Regions from separate parts of the Homo sapiens genome. Here region 2 is linked to region 1. The links are chromatin loops, found by intact Hi-C in ENCODE. Cell type or tissue: Caco-2. All regions are shown on one strand. Each heading gives the region's core, and the rest is flanking DNA. Links, peaks and the distances in the headings are about the cores only. Region 1 overlaps ANKRD11 (ankyrin repeat domain containing 11). Region 2 overlaps ANKRD11 (ankyrin repeat domain containing 11).

The links. Peaks named below come from ENCODE experiments on the same cell type or tissue, not always from the same donor. Only the 100,000 strongest peaks of a DNase experiment are listed, where the experiment ranks them.
Region 2: a loop joins it to region 1, with 1.9 times the contacts of the local background. A loop is called at or near these places in 26 of 110 quality-filtered maps.

What each region holds. Positions count from the first base shown.
Region 1 is chr16:89,401,957-89,410,836 of GRCh38, reverse strand. All of the region lies in intron 2 of ANKRD11 (ankyrin repeat domain containing 11), which reads left to right. All of the region lies in intron 1 of LOC128462377, which reads left to right. Among named protein-coding and RNA genes, the nearest start is that of ANKRD11, 84 kb to the left of the region's middle. RefSeq lists enhancers at 5,749-5,798, 8,448-8,880. In Caco-2, for the core only: no CTCF peak of the experiment used is centred there; DNase peaks (open chromatin) are centred at 2,761 and 5,096.
Region 2 is chr16:89,474,550-89,483,429 of GRCh38, reverse strand. All of the region lies in intron 1 of ANKRD11 (ankyrin repeat domain containing 11), which reads left to right. Among named protein-coding and RNA genes, the nearest start is that of ANKRD11, 12 kb to the left of the region's middle. In Caco-2, for the core only: no CTCF peak of the experiment used is centred there; a DNase peak (open chromatin) is centred at 4,529.

The DNA.
Region 1 (8,880 bases), core at 647-8,646:
ACTCCCCACCCCCTTCTGTTAAGCTTCCCATGGGCTTAGAGGGCTCTCTGCCTGGGCATGGGAAAATAAGGGAAATGAGAAGCGAGGGTTCTTTGTAAATCCAAGGATGCTTTCATAGCTTTTGGTATCGTTGACGTTTTGCTAAATGGATGATTTATTTATTAGGAAAAATAAAACTGGGATTCTTGTTCATATCTGATGGTGTCAGCACGTCAGCAGGATAGCAACTGCTTTAGGGACCTGCTTGTGTCTGGAGGGCAGAACCAGAGCAGTAAGCAGAGGGCAGAGGGTGGCCTTTGTAGCCCGGGGGCAGGTGTTTCCCTTCCGTGGCTCTGCGTGGTTCCTGACAGCCTCAGCTCTGCAGGGTGTCTTAGTCTGGTCTGAGGGCTAAGACCATCACTCCCAACACCAGTGTCCATGAGTCTTTTTCTGTTTATTATCTCCATTTCCTTGGTACAGTCAGCCTTTGTTTAAAATTTATTCTTGCTTGTTTTTTGTTAGTGGGAAAAGTTTCTAAATATCAAATCCTGGTGGCTTACTAACTACAGCTTTTGGGGATGGGCTTGGTGATGATGTTATGAGGCTTTAGGTGACACTCAAAGGGCCGTACCCACCGGGTTGGCATCTGTGAGGTGCCTGCTCCGTGTGAAATTCTGCCCTGTAGCTGAACAGCAAACTGTGTTTTAAATTTAGATTGAGGCTGGACGCGGTGGCTCACGCCTGTAATCCCAGCACTTTGGGAGGCCGAGGCGGGCGGATCACGAGGTCAGGAGATCGAGACCATCCTGGCTCACACCGTGAAAACCCGTCTCTACTAAAAATACAAAAAATTAGCCGGGCGTGGTGGCGGGCGCCTGTAGTCCCAGCTACTCAGGAGGCTGAGGCAGGAGAATGGCGTGAACCCGGGAGGCGGAGCTTGCAGTGAGTTGAGATTGTGCCACTACACTCCAGCCTGGGCGACAGAGCGAGACTCCCATCTCAAAAAATAAATAAATAAATAAATAAATTTAGATTGAAATTGAGAAGTGAGCAGAAAGATGCCAGTTTAGATGTGATCAGATTTTGTTAAAGAAATCCTATAAAATGCCAGGATATTTTGGCCTAGTAATACTGTATTCTAAACTTCAGTGTTGTAATGGAAACTTTTAGTAACACGACAACCAGTTTTCGTGTGTGTGTGTGTTTTGGTACAACAGGATCTTGCTATGTTGCTCAGACTGGCCTGGAACTCCTGGCCTTAAGCAGTCCTTCCTCCTCTGCCTCCCAACGCTGTGTGATTACAGGCGTGAGTCGCAGCACCCAGCCTTTCCTGCTCTTGTGAAAAGCTAGCTGTCTTGCTCATCTCCCTCACACCTGTATGTTTTTATGCTGTGGGCAGGGCCGTGACGTGCACAAGACGACCCACAGGAAACCCTGGCTGCAACCCACGGAGGAAGAATGGCCTGAGGATGGGGACCGCCTTCCCACCCCACCCCTGTTGATAGGTGGATCTTGAACAGAGTTGTGTTGGTGGCTAGGAGTGCTAGAACCTGTGGGGGTTTGAGCTTTCTTGTAGCCTAGTGATTTATTCTAACACCAGGACTTGGTCTGAGTCCTGTGGAGGCGGGTGGAATTGCTGAGGGAAGCTGTCATCAGGTGTGTGAGCTCATCTCATTTCCTCAGACCGTCGGCTTCACCTAAAAAATCTGTTTTCTGCTCTTTGAGGGGCCTGATACCTGGCCCCAGGGCTCACTGGCCTGGGCCCCCAGCTTCCCTTGGCTGCTCTGGCCTTTTGTGCAGGTGGCTTTTCTGAATTCTCTGCTGTGGCTGTGGCTCTTTTTGGTTTTGCTCCCAGAGGCAGGGTTGGGGCCGCCTTTTCTGTATTCCTCCTACTTTTAGAAACCGCACTCCACAGCGGCCTGTTCACTTGTATTTCCCAGTAACTCCTAAGGTCTGTGAGAGGCACATGCTCTGCTAGATATCTTCACTTATGTTCTCTTTTTTTCCTACAAAATCCCAGAAAATTGCATTTTCCTTATTTTTATTACAAGAGGAATGTAGGCCTCAAAAGATGTTTAGGAAGTAGGGTTTGAATTCAGGATTCCACGGCTGATCAGTGAAGTGAGTGAGTGAGTCCCGGGGACTCTGAGGCCAGAGGTGGTTGTATTAGCGCTGGACTCTAGGGAGGGTGGCAGGGGGTGCGAGGAGGGGCTGCTGTAGCTGTGGGCACGGCTGGGACGTCTTTCATGCTCTTCCTGAGGGTCTGAGTGTGTGTGGGGCAGTGCTCACGCTCGTCAGCCTGGGCACTGGCTGTTACACTCCTGCCAGATGCAGCTGGCCTGCGGTGTGCCAGAGCAGGGTGAGGGAATCTGGGTCGGCCACTTGCCACCACGCTCAGGGTCAGGGTGAGGCCGTTTCTAACGGCCTGTGTACCTGCCATCCTCTTCCTCCTCTGCCCAGGCAACTGGGTGCTGATGCTGGCCTTTCTGTGCATCAAACCTGGTGGTTTTGCCAGCTTCACGCCTCTTTGTCCTGGTCACCATGTCTGTGGTAGCCCAAGGCTAAAGTGAATGTGGAAGGGCTGCCACTTCTCTAGGGTGGAGAACTGGGCTTCTGAGGGAACAGCGCTGGTGTGAGCTCTCTCAGGGAGTTTCTTGGCCGAGTATCTGTATGCATCCAGTGCTTGCCACATAGTGCAGCCTTCTGGGGCCATGCGCAAGTCCTTCGAGCTGTCTTGGCCTCTCTTTGCCTGGCCAGTGGTCACACATGTGCAGTGGCTTCCTGTTTGAGTCTGGGACCAGCTTGAGGGCAGGGGCACTACCACTGCATGGCAGCTGTAGCTGGGGAGTGACCACAGTGATTTTCCACACTTCGCTATAGATGTGTTTGTTCTTTACTTAAAAACTTATCAGTTTGGCTTTTTGAAGTTAATGGAAGACTGAGTTTTACTATGTGGACAAAGGAGTTAATATTTCTTCTTCTTCTTTTTTTTTTTTTTTTTTTTTGGAGGGAGACAGGATCTGACTCTCACTCAGGTGGGAGTGCAGTGGCCGGATCACGGCTCATTGCAGCCTCTGCCTCCTGGGCTCAAGCGATCCTCCTGCTTCAGCCTCTCAAGTAGCTGGGACTGCAGGGGCACACCACAATGCCTGGCTAATTCTGTGTGTGTCTATGTGTGTGTGTGTGTGTATGTGTGTTTGATAGAGACGGCGTCTCGCCGTGTTACTCAGGCTGGTCTTGAACTCCTGAACTCAAGCAATCCACCTGCCTCGGCCTCCCAAAGTGCTTGGATTGCAGGTGTGAGCCATGTTGCGCGGCCCAGAAGGAGTTTGTTTCTTAGGTGTGTGCGGCTGTCGTGCAACAGCCCTGACGAGGCGAACGTGGTTCCTTTTTGGCTTGGGGCAGGGGCCCTGCTGGCAGGAAATGCTGGGAAGGGCCTGGGGAGGCAGCCCAGTGTTGCTGGGGCTTCCTGCTTTTATCTCGTTGTCTCTTTCTTTAAACCTCTGGCCATATCATCTATTCATCTTTTCCTTTTAATTTTTTTTTCTTTTTCCCCCCGTGTTCCTTATATAAAAATATGAGTCTTTTTCTGTCAGTCCTTTGCTGATGTTCCTCGTGTGCCTTCTTAGGTCATTCTTTTCTGTCTGCGTGTTCTTTTTTTTTTATCTTTTTGAGACGGGGTTTCGCTCTTGTTGCCCAGGCTGGAGTGCAGTGGCACGTCTCAACTCACCGCCTCCTCCGCCTCCCGAGTACCTGGGCTTCACCAGCCTCAGCCTCCCGAGTACCTGGGGTTACAGATGCCTGCCACCATGTCCGGCTAATTTTTTGTGTTTTTAGTAGAGACAGGGTTTCACCATATTGTCCAGGCTGGTCTCAAACTCCTGACCTCAAGTGATCTGCTCCCCCTTCCCCTGGCCTCCCAAAGTGCTGGGATTATGGGCGTGAGCCACCACGTCCGGCCTGATGTTCTTAATGTTGCTGATTTGTCTCCTGTTCCCTTTTCCTTTTCCCCTTCCATATTCCACAGCTGTCCTTTCTGCTGCCTCCCGGAGGGCACCCTGTCCTGGACACAAGGCTTTGTCCTGTGCTGTGGGTCATGCTTGGTGGGATCGCTTATCAGCGTGAAGGAGGCACTGAGGTCCATCTTCTTCAGAAGTCTGTCCTTCCTTCCTCCAGGCAGATGCCGGCATCACAGTCCTGGTTAACTAAAACCCTGTGTCTGATGTCCTGCCCTGGGCCTTCCTTGTCTCTTTTCTGTCCCCACCCAGACCATAAGCACTGGGGAAGCACATCTGTCTTCCTCGCTGCAGCCTCTGGTGCCTGTGTGTCTGCGTGCTGACACCGGGCATGGCCAACGAACATGTTGTCTTGTCACGGTGCACGGTGGCTCCTTTGCCCGTGCGGCCTTCTCAGCAGCTGCTGCTTCTCCTCTAGGACTGACCGCAAGTCTCAGAGCGCGCCGGCTGGTGTTTTGTCGCCCTCAGGAGTGTGGCCGAGGCCCAGGTGTGGGTTTCCCGTGCCCGCCGTGACCTGGCAGTGAGGGTCTGTGCTTCTGTCAGTGCCGTTGGCCTGAGACATGTCTGTCCTGGAGACCAGCACGTGTGGGTGCCGACTCTCAGAGAGCCCCTTGCTCACAGCACCAAACCCCTTGCTGTGTTTTTATTATTAAGAAATAGAAAACAAAGGGCATAACCAGACTTAGGACTTTGGTGATTTTCTGGCTGAAGGTTTTTTTTTTTTTTTTTTTTGAGATGGAATCTCCCTTTGTCACCCAGGCTGGAGTGCAGTTATGCGATCTTGGTTCACTGCAGCCTCTGCCTTCGGGGTTCAGGTGATTCTCCCACCTCAGCCTCCTGAGTAGCCGAGATTGCAGGTGTGTGCCACCACGCCCGGTAAGTTTTTGTCTTTTTAGTAGAGACGGGGCTTTACCATGTTGGCCAGACTGCTCTCGAACTCCTGTCCTCAGGTGATCTGCCGGCGTTGGCTCCCAAAGTGCTGGGATTATTCTTGCTGGAGCTAAGTTGGGATTGACTGCAGTGCATCCTTTGTGAGGAGCGCTGGGGGAAGGTGTGAGGAATTTGACCCCTAAGCCCCAGGGTCTGGCTGGAAGGAGGAGCTTCGTGGACAGGCCTTGAGGACGCTTTGGTGCATTTCCTGAATTGTCCCTGTGAGAACATGCCTTATCTGCAGCAGTCAGGAAGGCTGATAGGAAAGTTACCTAGAAAGCCGGGCATGGCGGCTCAGGCCTGTAATCCCAGCACTTTGGGAGGCTGAGGCGGGAGGATTGCTGCAACCCAGGAGTTCGAGACCAGCCCGGACAACATAGTGAGAACCCTGTCTCTACCAAAAAAAAAAAAAAAAAAAAATGAGCCAGGTGTGGTGGCACGTGCCTGTAGTCACAGCTAGTTGGGGAAGCCGAGGTGGGAGGATCGCCTGAGCCCAGGAGGTCGAGGCTACGGTGAGCTCATATCACACCACTGCACTCTAGCCTGCGTGACAGAGCCAGAACTTGTCTCAAAAACAGTTACCTATGTGACTAGAGGAGCTGTTTTGCAAATGTGCCCTACAGAATACAGTCATGCCCCACGTAACGGCATTTTGTTCCACAACAGACCGCATATGTGGTACCTCCTTCCACAAGATTTTTTATTTATTTATTTTTTTGAGATGGAGTCTTGCTCTGTCGCCCAGGCTGGAGTGCAATGGCGTGATCTCCACTCACCGCAACCTCGCCTCCACCGTGACACCAGGTTAACTGGTGTGGGCAGTTGTCCTGTGAGAGCGTGTGACGGGGCGTCGGGCTGTGTTGTGGGCCATGGCTCTGGTGGGATGGGAGAGGAGAAGTTTTTAGATGTTTCTTTTTGGAAGTCTGATTTCAGTTTTATTTAAAACAACAAACTACATTTATGGTGGTCTGTGGACACGATGTTTGTCCACGAGTTCACTTTACTGTAAAGGAAAGAACATCAACCAAGCAAGAGTCAATAGTGTGATTTACAGTGGTTCTTTTATTGTGTAGTACATTCAGCGTCAAGGTGGCATTTGGATCCATGATGCCTTCATCCTCAGAATGACCTTGCGAGGTAGGCGTGGCTGAGCACATGGCCAGCTGGGCCTGTCCCTGCCTGTTCTCCAGGCTTCACCTCTGTGTGCTTGTAGGAAGGTTGAACATGCCACTTTGTGGCATCCAGAGTTTCTCGCCCTCAGGATCCATAGTAGTGACTGCGTCTGTCTTCTCCTGACCTAGGCATTAGCCTGATAGAGTGCTGGTAACTTTGCGAGTCAACAGTGTTTTCAAAAGCAGCTTTTCCTTCTCTTCTCTTTACCCCATACCCTTCAAACTGTTGGCTCATTTTCTGGAGGACACCAGAATAACAAAATAATATTTTGTGGCTATTAATCCTTTAAAAGCAGAGGAAAATTTTTCCTAGCAGGAGACATAATAGGGTTGTACCTTTTCAGTGTTTTCAGTGAAGGCAATTTTTTTCATGCCCTTTGATTACAAAAATGTATTCCTTCCTGCACTTCCATTTTCCTTAGTTACACAGATGTTGATGTTCTCAGAGTCTTTGCTGGTGATTTAGTGCCTTGGTGAGGGTGGATAGGAGACTAGAACAGGGTTCTACAGTCGGCCAAACTGGGCTTCCCCTCTCAACCCCATGCTGCCTGAGGCTGGTGGGTCGAGCCACCTGTGGGCTGTGTCCATGACTGTCTGTTGGTGCTGAGAGGACTCCTGATTCTTCACAATCATGTGCCGGGCTAGCAGCTTATGTGATGCAGCGTTTGCTCTGAGAGTTTCCTGTAGTTTGGAATTTTAGTTATAAGTTTGCCATAGTTCTGAGTCTCTTGCATTCTTTCACCCTATTTTAGTTTTATAATCTTGCTCCTTTCTGTGCCCTATAATATAAAGATGTGTTGTTGTTTTGCTTTTTTAAGAGACAAGTCTTGCTTTGTTGACCAGGCTGGAGTGCAGTCATGGCTTACTGCAGCCTCAACTCTTGGACTGAAATGATGCCCCTTCCTCAGCCTTCCGAGTAGCTGGGACTCCAGACGCATGTCACCACACCCGCCTAATTTTTTTATTTTTACTTTTTTAGAGGTGGGCTTGCTCTGTTGCCCAGATTGGCCTCAAACTTATGGCCTCAAGTCATCTTCCTGCCTCAGCCTCTTGAGTAGCTGTGATTAAAGGCACGTGCTGTCGTGCTCACCTAAAGAAGTGTTTTGAAATCCCTTCCCGGGGAGGCAGCAGGGCTTTTATGTAAGTGGTCTCTGGTCTTTGTCTGTTTGGTGGTGTACTTTTTTTTTTTAAGCTACTGTCATTGCCCAGTCGTAGTTGAGCGTGTGTCCAGTTGCTTTATGTGTGGGCTTCCTGGGGGTGCCCTCCCAGAGCGCGGGGCCTCGCTTACTGAGAAACTTCCTCGGGACTTGGGTTCCCCGCTCTGCCCTCACCTGCGTGTGCTCTGCTGCTTCCTATCCTCAGACAGATGAGCTCCTCCATGTTCTTCCACGCGGTGCTGGGGCCAGTCAGGAGGGGCCGGTCAGGAGGGGGGAGCAGGCCACACAGGATTGCTCACAACATGTGCGTGGCTGGTGTGAGTGAGTGCGCATCAGATACTTCCTGTCAGTGCCCGTAAAGCAGAAGAGAGGGAGCGGATCAGGCCCTAGGGAGTGCGGGGTCCACCTGCCAACAGGAAGTTTCTCTGTAGTGTTTTACCTGAAAGCACGAGGGCACGTCACGCTGAGAGGTTGATGATGTGTCCACGTGCAGTGATGACAGCAGCGTTCCAGGCCACCCGCCACCACGCAGTTGAGCGAGGCAGTGCCCATGTGGAGCCTGGTGTTTGATGGTGGGGCTGAGGTGACTGGCCTTGCTCTAGAGCTGGAGCCCAGGCGGAAAAGAGGTCTCCACTGGCAGGCTAGGTTGCCTGCTTTGTTGGGAGTGGCGCAGTGCTGGCCCTGATGGGGCTCCTTCCCCCGGGAGAGCCTGGAGGGTCTGCAGGCCCCACCCCGCCCACCTCCTCCCGCAGTGCCGCCCCCCCAACCTCATTCCGCAGAACCCCCACCTCACCTCATCCCACAGAGCTGTCCCCTCACCTCACCCTGCAGATACCCCCTATCTCACCCCACAGAGCCCCTGCCCCCTCTCCTAACCTCGCAGAGCCACCTCACCTCCTCCCGCAGAACCACCCCCTTCACCTCACCCTGCAGTGCTGCCCCCCCCACCCACAGCTCACTCAAGGCTTGAACTCCCAGGCTCAACCAATCCTCCCACCTCAGCCTCCCGAGTAGCTGGGACTCTGCTGGTGTGCGGCACCATACGCAGCAATTTTTAAATGTTTTTCTAGAGGCGGGGTCTCCCTGTCATTCCCAGGATGCTCTTGAACTCTTGGAGTCAACCGATCTTCCCGCCTCGGCTTCCTCATGTGTTAGGTACAGGCTGAGCTACTACCTAAATTTAAATTGATGTGCCTACCGATTTAAATAAGCGCTCAATCCCAGATACCTTATTGTGGCTGGCTAAGGTTAGGAGTTCATGTGAACTGTACATTAGTATCGCTGAGACAAGCCTCGTTCTTTCTACAAAGAACTGGCGTACGTCACGTGTAGGCACCCAGATATAATTGGTTCCACATTTCGCCTGCCTTTGTTGGAAGGGCTGTGCTTTCATGCAGTGAACTGTAGGTCGTCCTCCTTACTCTAAAAGTTACACAGATTCAGTGCCTTATGGAAAAGTCAGGATTTCCATTAAAGAGGTCCATGGACAGAGAGTGAAACTTGGTGTGGGGGTCTTTCGGGGCTGCCGTGATAAATCACCACAGACCAGGAGCTTTCACAGCAAGGATCTGTTCTCCCACGGCTCTGAGACCAAGCTGTCTGCAGGGCCGGTTCCTTCTGCGGTGC
Region 2 (8,880 bases), core at 446-8,445, 73 kb before region 1:
AGGTAAAATGTTAAGCATATTCAATGAGATTTACATTCATGCTTGATTTTTCTTTGGCAAAGTCTTTAGATCTGATTCTGCTAAACTTGGGTTCTCACCAGATGACTGGCTTTTAAAAGAAGATGATGTTGAAACTGACTCTTGTAAAAAAGGACATTTAGTAGAAGCTAATGGTACGGTGAAGTTTTAGAGAGTTGAGGAGAAAATCTGTCTTAGAACTTAATCTGTGCCTTTTCCTTAATAGCTTTCTTCTAAGCCCATAAATATATTGGTTCAGGGGGATGAGTGAAGGCAAATGGAGGGTGTGGAAGGGAGACAGAGAACAGCTCTTGGGCGTTGGAGAAGTGCTGGGACTTGTGTCAGTGCTGCCCGTGTTGGTTTTCCAGCGCTGCTGTAACTAACCACCATAACCTTAGATTTATTGTTTTATAGTTCTGTTGATTAGAAGCCTAACATGATCTGCCTGGGCTAAAATCTGGGTAGGTAGGGCTGGTTCCTTCTGGAGGCTCCAGGGGAGAATCTGTGTTCTTGTCTTTTCCGTGTTCCAGAGGCTGCCTGCATTCGGCCTGTAGTGCTTTCCTCAGTCTTCAAAGCCAGCCTCATGGCATCTCTCTGACTCCTGCTGCCCACCCGCTTTTTTGGAGAGTCTCGGCTCTGTTGCCCAGGCTGGAGTGCAGTGGCACAATCAAGGCTCACTGCAGCGTCGACCTCCTGGGCTCAATCAATCCTCCCGCCTCAGCCCCCCAGCAGTGCTGGAATTACAGGCATGGAGCCACTGTGCCTGGCCCTTGTTTCACTTTTGGATCCTTGTGGTTACAAATTGGGCCCACCCGAGCACTGCGAGGTCATCTCCCTCTCTGCTGATTAGTAACCTCAGTTCCCTTTTCCACGTAACCTAAGGCATTCACAGGTTCCAGGGGTGAGCAAGCTGGAGGTTTTTCCAGTAATGTTCCCTTGCTGTCCTCAGATGCCATCCGGGATCCCACATTGCATTTAGTTGTCATGTCTCCTTAATCTCGTCTGCAACCATTTCTCAGCGTTTCCCTGTTTTTCATGACCTTGGCAGTTTTGATGAGGGCAGTCATCTTTTTTTATGTCTTTGTGACTGACCGTTCACACATTGGCATGTTTGTAAAGCACGGTGTGGCTGACGTGTGGCTCACCTGACTGCTTTTCCAAATGGGGTGCAGTGTGCTCTACAGTGGGAGAACAGCTTTGTGTCTTCTTTTAGCTGGAAGGAGCTACATGTTTTATAGAAGGGACTTCTGAAACTAGACAAACTCTGCTTTTTCTGATGTTTCACTGATTTCCTTCACAGATGTTCATTGGCTGCTCACTGGGTGCAGTGCTGTGGCCTCCTGTTCTGAGATCTGGGAGAAAGATGCATTTAGTTGACTAAAGCTTGCATTAAATATTGGTTCTTATGAAAAGAGAGATCATAGATCAGAGGAGGGAAAGGCTCTGTGACCTGGGAGATTTAAGGGAAGAAGTGCTATTTTTTTTTTTTTTAACTGTAAGCTATGTTTCTGTTTTAAAAAAAGAATCAGTAGAATGTCACTGCAGAAATCAGAGTAAGGGCATCTTCGACTTCGGGAAGGCTGGGGACAAAGGCTGGGAAGGCCGCATGTAACGTGAGAATGTCAGCCAGACGTGTCTGAACACGAAAGCCCATCCAAGAAGATGGAAGATGACAGCAGATTAACCTGGAAGCATGACTGGAGTTGGGTTGTGTAGGGTTTGCAATGATAGACCTGAATTTCATTTGCTTACTTGTTTTGAGGCAGAAGATGATGTGTCAGAGTTTGCAGGCGGTGGATGCCTAGATGAAAGCACTGGCTTTGCAACACCATGGTGCCTAAATGGTTCTTTTTTTGAGACAAGGTCTTGCTCTGTCACTCAGGGTGGAGTGCAGTGGCGTGACCATATCTCACTGCATCCTTGAGCTTCTGGGCTCAAGTGAGCCTCCTGCGTCAACGTCATGAGTGGCTAGAACTACAGACGTGCGCTAATTTTTAAAAATTCTTTGTAGAAATGGGGTTTCGCTATGTTTCTTAGGCTGATGTTGAACTCCTGGCCTCAAGTAGTCCTCCTGCCTCAGCCTCCCAAAGTGCTGGGATGACAGGCACAAGACATCACATGCAGCCTTAAGAAGATCCCTACAAGAGAACCTGGAGAAACTTGAAATAGGGAAGGGGACTCGAAAGCACACTGTGTAGGTGAATTGTGAAGACTTCATGGTGTTAACTGGTATTCATTAAAAAGACTTGGAAAAAGAGAAGATGAATTGATTCCCAGTGGAGGGAATGGGGCAAACATTAGTTAGGAGAGTGGCTTTGTGAAACGATAGAGCAAAGGAGACAGAAAAGAAAGCAGGAATGGGGAACGGGGTGGTGGGGCAGAAGCTGGGTGCTGTTTATTTTGTGCCTACTGTGTGTCACTCTCCATTCTCTGCCCTGGGGACATTTGACAGATGTGGACGTCACTGGTGTGATTTGCCCACATTCTGGAGGGAGAAGTGGGCATCTCAGTTGAGGAAAGGAAATGGCTATCTGGGGAATTCTTGAGGGGCACAGCCCAGGACGGAGCCTTGTGTTAGATGGGTACCTGCTGGCTCTGCTCAGCTCGGCAGATGTGTTGCCTAAATGACTTTAATGGCCAAGGCAGACTGGTATTTGCCCTCAGATATTTTGTCAGGACAGTGTAAAATGTGGGCCAAGATAGTGGTTTTGGGTCCAAACAGAAGGGGGTTAGAGATTTTGGAGGTTGAAGCCTGCTGCTAGAAGGAGTATAGAAAGAAGAACGGGGATTCTGTTTGCCCAAATACATGGTTAGGCTCATCTTGGACTTGTTTTTGTTTTATATCTTCTGTTACTTCTATGCACATATTAATAGATACCTAATTAATATTTGGTTGGAAATCTTAAAAGTTAGGATTTTTTTTTTCTTTTTTTTTGAGATGGAGTCTCACTCTGTCGCCCAGGCTGGAGTGCAGTGGTGTGATCTCGGCTCACTGCAACCTCCGCCTCCTGGGTTCACGCGATTCTCCTGCCTCAGCCTCCCGAGTAGCTGGGACTACAGGCACCCACCACCAGGCTCGGCTAATTTTTTTGTATTTTTAATAGAGTCAGGGTTTCGCCATGTTAGCCAGAATGGTCTCAATCTCCTGACCTTGTGATCCACCCGCCTTGGCCTCTCAAAGTGCTGGGATTACAGGCGTCAGCCATCACGCCTGGCCTAAAAGTTAGGATTTTTAAAAAGGCTTGTGGTCTGAGAAGGAAGGCAATAATACTTGGCAGGAAAGACTTAATTTTTTTTTTTTGAGACTGAGTCTTGCTCTGTTGCCCAGGCTGGAGTGCAATGACACGATCTCAGCTCACTGCAACCTCTGCCTCTCGGGTTCAAGCATTTCTCCTGCCTCAGCCTCCCGAGTAGCTGGGATTAGAGGTGTGTGCCATCACGCCCGGCTAGTTTTTTTTTTTTTTTTTTTGAGATGGAGTCTCGCTCTGTCACCCAGGCTGGAGTGCAGTGGCACAATCTCGGCTCACTGCAAGCTCCGACTCCCAGGTTCATGCCATTCTCCTGCCTCAGCCTCCCGAGTGGTTGGGACTACAGGCACCTGCCACCACCCCCGGCTAATTTTTTGTATTTTTAGTGGAGATGGGGTCTCACCGTGTTAGCCAGGATGGTCTCAATCTCCTGAACTCGTGATCCGCCCCCTCGGCCTCCCAAAGTGCTGGGATTACAGGTGTGAGCCACTGCGTCTGGCCTTTTTAAAATTTAATTTAATTTTTTTTGGGGGCGGAGTTTCGCTCTGTTGCCCAGGCTGGAGTGCAGTGGTGTGATCTCAGCTCACTGCAACCTCCGCCTCCTGGGTTCAAATGATTCTCTTGCCTCAGCCTCCAGAATAGCTGGGATTACAGGCATGTGCTACCAAGCCCAGCTAATTTTTTTGTATTTTTAGTAGACATGGGGTTTCTCCGTGTTGGTCAGGCTGGTCTCAAACTCCCGACCTCAGATGATCCGCCTGCCTCGGCCTCCTTAAGTGCTGGGATTGCAGGTGTGAGCCACTGCGCCAGGCCTAGATATTTTTTATATCAGGTCACATGTGTTTTATCTAGGAGGCAAACTTTCCTTGTAATTAGTGTTTTTTTTTTCCTTTTTTTGTTTTTGTTTGAGTGGAGTCTCGCCACTGCGTCTGGCCGTCATTAATGTTTTTCTAGTGATGTTGCACTCTCTTGACGTCAGTTAACTGTCACCTGAATCTTCAGGGACTGGGTTGGGTTGTGGGGTAGGTGGTGGCGTGACTTGCTGTTGATGGGACTGCTGTCCACAGGAACAGGAGGACCCACTAGTTACACAGCTGCCAAAGGTGTGGGTCTTGAGGCCCGAAGGTTGAGGTTGCAGTGAGCTGAGATCATGCCACTGGTCTCTAGCCCCGGTGACAGAGTGAGAACATCTCAAAAAAGAAAAGAAAAAGTGTTGGGTCATTATTTACACACCCAACAAGTGAAAGGTCTGGAGGGCCCAAGTGAGGACAGCTCAGTTCAGGCATGTTTAACCTCCAGATTACCTCATCCTTGAGAAATTTAGGAATAATCCCAGTGTCAGTCTTTGGAGGTGTGGTTCTTTGATGTTAGTCATGGGAATAAGGAATTTGCATTAAGCCTCAAGAATTGTGGAAAGTCCTAATGAGAAATGTCACGGGCAGAAACTGCCACCCGCTTTAGTGGTGCAGGTGATGGCTGTGCCGGAGAGCTGCGCGTAGCCGGCTGCTGGAGGAGAGGACGTGGCCTGTACAGGCAGCTTCGCTCTGGGGGGTGACTGTTGGAGGGCAGCGGGGACGAAAGGGACACATTTGTATGATGCTCAGTTGTCAGCAGGATGTCCAGGTTGCTTTTTTGGAGGGCAGTGGGTCCTTGAGACCTTGAGACCCATTCTCTTTGGAAAGTAATGAGTTACCGGGTGGGGGCTGTAGGAGGATGTTCAGTTGTGGTGTGGAGGCGTCGGGTTGCTTAACCTCAGAGGGATCTTTTTTCCTATGAGTTGTGTAGAAGAGGATGTCTTCCATAGATTTGAAGGACGTTAAAAAAAAAACCAACCCCAATGTGGCTTTCCTTCTTTCTCACTAGGGTGATAGTCCGACGTGCATGTCTGTTTCCTGGACCCTGGATGTGAAAATGGGGTTCTTGAAGGCACTGGGAGTGTTTCTCTGCTGGCCCCAGAGGCCTGTGTGTGCTGCTGGCGAGGCAGCTGGGCCACTGTCACTGTGCCCTGACAACAACGTTGGGAACTGTTCCTGAAAGTGTTAAACAAAATTTCAGTTTATTAAGCGCTCCTCTCATTAAGCCATTGTTTTATTTTTCTTTTTTGATTTTTTGGGCTTCTTTTGAAGCCATAATAAATTGGAATAGAAAGAATACATACCAAGAAACAAATATTAGGTCTGATTTTTTAATTTTTTGTTATTATTTTTGAGATGGAGTCTTGCTCTGTCCCCAGACTGGAGTGCAGTGGCGTGATCTTGGCTCACTGAAACCTTCGCCTCCTGCGTTCAAGCAGTTCTCCTGCATTCAAGCAGTTCTCCTGCCTGCCACCACACCTGGCTGATTTTTGAATTTTTAGTAGAGTTGGGGTTTCACCATGTTGGCCAGGCTGGTCTTGAACTCCTGACCTCAGGTGATGTACCTGCTCAGCCTCCCAAAGTGCTGGGATTACAGGCATGAGCCACCGCGCCCGGCCTCTCCAATATTTTTATTATTAAAATGCTAAATACTGCCGGGCCCAGTGGCTCACACCTGTAATCCCAGCACTTTGGGAGGCTGAAGCGGGTGGATCACCTGAGGTCAGGAGTTCGCGACCAGCCTGGGCCACATGGTGAAACCCTGTCTCTTCTAAAAATACAAAAAATTAGCTGGGCGTGGTGGCAGGCGCCTGTAATCTCAGCTACTCGGGAGGGTGAGGCAGGAGAATCGGTTGAACCCAGGAGGTGGAGGTTGCAGTGAGCCAGAATCGCACCACTGCACTCCAGCCTGGGTGACAGAGTGAGACGCCATCTCAGAGAGAAAAAAAAGAAATTACGCGTGGTGGCCCATGCCTGTCATCCCAGCTACTGAGGAGGCTGAGGCAGGAGAATCGCTTGAACATGGGAGGTGGAGGTTGCAGTGAGCCGAGATGGCGCCACTGCACTCCAGCTTGGGCACCAGAGTGAGACTCTGTCTCCAAAAAAAAAAAAAAAGGGGAAATGACTTAAAGGTGATGGCTTTTATACTTCTATTGTGCCTGTTTTCTGAGATATAAATTTAACTAGCTAATTCTCTCGTGTTTTAAATAGTAGACAAAGAAAGACAAGACCAAAGGAGAACCTTTTTCTCTGTTTCTTACTCCGTCTGCTTTTATTAATAGATGCTCACGGTGTGGTCTTCCACTCACTTCCCCTTTCATCTCTGAGCTTAACGAGCTCCTCGTATTATAGATTGTTACCATATCATGTGTTCCAGTCTGTGCCCGTGTATAAACGTGTGTTGTGTGTTACGCGATACTGTGAGATGAGTCTGCCCAGAGGGACTCTGAAGTCAGGACTGTGTCTTTTCCACACCTCTCCACCCCAGCTCTCATCATGCCTCTGAGAGAACCAGATTCAGAGTGTGGTGAGGGGAGGATGAAGTGGTTTGGGGTGGGCCTTGGGCCCCCATCTCTTTGCTGGAAGTGTAGTATACCTCTAGGATATGTGTCCAAACTGTTGGCTGTGAGACCAAGGAGGAGAAGTCTTTTTTGGCAGGCTAGTGCCTGCGGCTTGAGGTCTCAGTGTCTGTAACTGCCAGGCTGCAGAGCCCCACCTGGCTGAGTCAGGAGTGTGTTGTAACCTGCCCACCTGCCCAGGCTGGTTAGAAGCAAGCGTAGGCGTTGGGTCTGCCTGTCCTGGTCCAGGCACCTCTCCTGGTTTGGCCAGGTTTTGGTTTGTATTTATTCCTGATGTTGATGTGTAAATGATATCGTTACAAAGCAGGTAGTTTGCTTTGCTATTCTACGAATAACCCAAGAACCTGAGGATAATAGGACACGTTAACAGTCTGCTAGTTGAGAGTTCTGTTTCTGTGACTTCAGGGGACATATGACCATCCCGATTGTGGTGGGTTATTAAGGCTGTGACAAGTCACAGGTGGCTTTAGGGATGTCAAAGATAGGCAAAGATAGGTTCATTTGAATTTGATTTCATCTTTTGAGAATGGGTTGGTATACCTGAAATTGGCTTTGTAGTTTTGGTATTTTGATGTGAGAAGGCATTGGCTGAATTTTTTTTGTTCTCATAATTTGCATATTTTCTGTGTTTTCTCCATTGTTTGGCTCAGTTGTTTTCTTTTTCTTTTTTTTTTTTTTTGAGACACAGTCTCGCTCTATCACTCAGGCTGGAGTGCAGTGGCGTGATCTTGGCTCCCTGCAACCTCCACCTCCCGGTTTCAAGCACTTCATCTGCCTCAGCCTCCCAAGTAGCTGGGACTACAGGTGCCCACCACCACGCCTGGTTAATTTTTAAATTTTTTTAGTAGAGACAGGGTTTCACCATGTTGGCCAGGCTGGTCTTGAACTCCTCACCTCAATTGATCCACCCACCTTGGCTTCCCAAAATGCTGGGATTCCAGGTGTGAGCCCCCGCACCTGGCCGGGGTCAGTTGTTTTCGTGTTCCTTATCCCTCTTTAAACTTGGGAGAGCATTTTGTGTTTCGTGGAGATATCACAGCATAGAACAGAATTTTGATTGTAATTGTTTGTTGTTGACTTGCTGTAGTACTGTTTTCAGACTTCCAGTGTGAACGATAAAAGATTATCTTAAAATTTTAGGAAAAATTATCTTTTGTGTGGGTAGTGAATAAATAATTAGCATTAATGTTACCGATGTCTTCTACCTAGTTCTTTATCAAAATTCTTTTCCTGACTGCAATATTTCATTTTAATAGAGAATAATTTTCATGTGAAACTGCTTGCTTTATATTTTCTTTCTGGTTGCTATAGAAACAGTGCAGCGTGGTGGGTTACGGGGCTTTCATGAGGGAGCTCTCTGGGAGGCAGCAGTCACCTGGTGATGAGGGAGGGGAATGGAATTGTCTTCTTTCACATCCCAGCTTGGCCACGGAGCCTCAGGAGCTGCATCATCAGAATGATTGGATTTTCTTGTCCCTCCAGCTTAAATGCTGTGGGCTTTGTTCTCCAGTGGAGTGGTCATTGCCTTTTTTCCTACCTGTGAGTTAGTCCATCTCTCCAACCCACTGACGACCCAAGAGCTCCCCAGCCTTTCTCTGCCCGTCACAGTCAAGAGGGTCTGTTGGAAAATTACTGACTGAACAACAGATGCCAGAGATTGCCCTGAATTGTGGAAGTCCCGGCTGCCACCCCCTTACTTGAGGTCCTCATCTCACTGCACCAGCAGGGGTGAGGAGAGGGCAGGGGTGGCCCTGCACAAAGCTGGGGAAGAAAGGAGGCAGCTCCCGGCCAGGCAGGGCCCAGCTTTCCTTCTAGATCATCAGCACAAATTTGCGTTTGAAGATTTAACTTACATTTTATTTTTTTATTTGGATGATACATGTGTAAGTTTTGGGATGTTATGCAGTGTTCTGAGGATTGACGTTGGTGGCATATGTAACCTTGAAGGCAGCATTTTGTTAATTATAAAAAACTTGGAATATAGTGATTGAGTATGAAATAATTGAAGCTGTGAGTTCAGTTATGAAGAACTTGGTCTCGGAGTCTCTCTGAGCTTGGGAGGCTGCCTTGGTCTCAGTGGGGTTGGCATCATGTGTGTTGGTGGTAGGTTGGAAAGAGCATTTGGAGTTCTGAAGAGTGACCTGTGCTGCCTTTCTGGCAACCAGTCATTATTTGTGCATG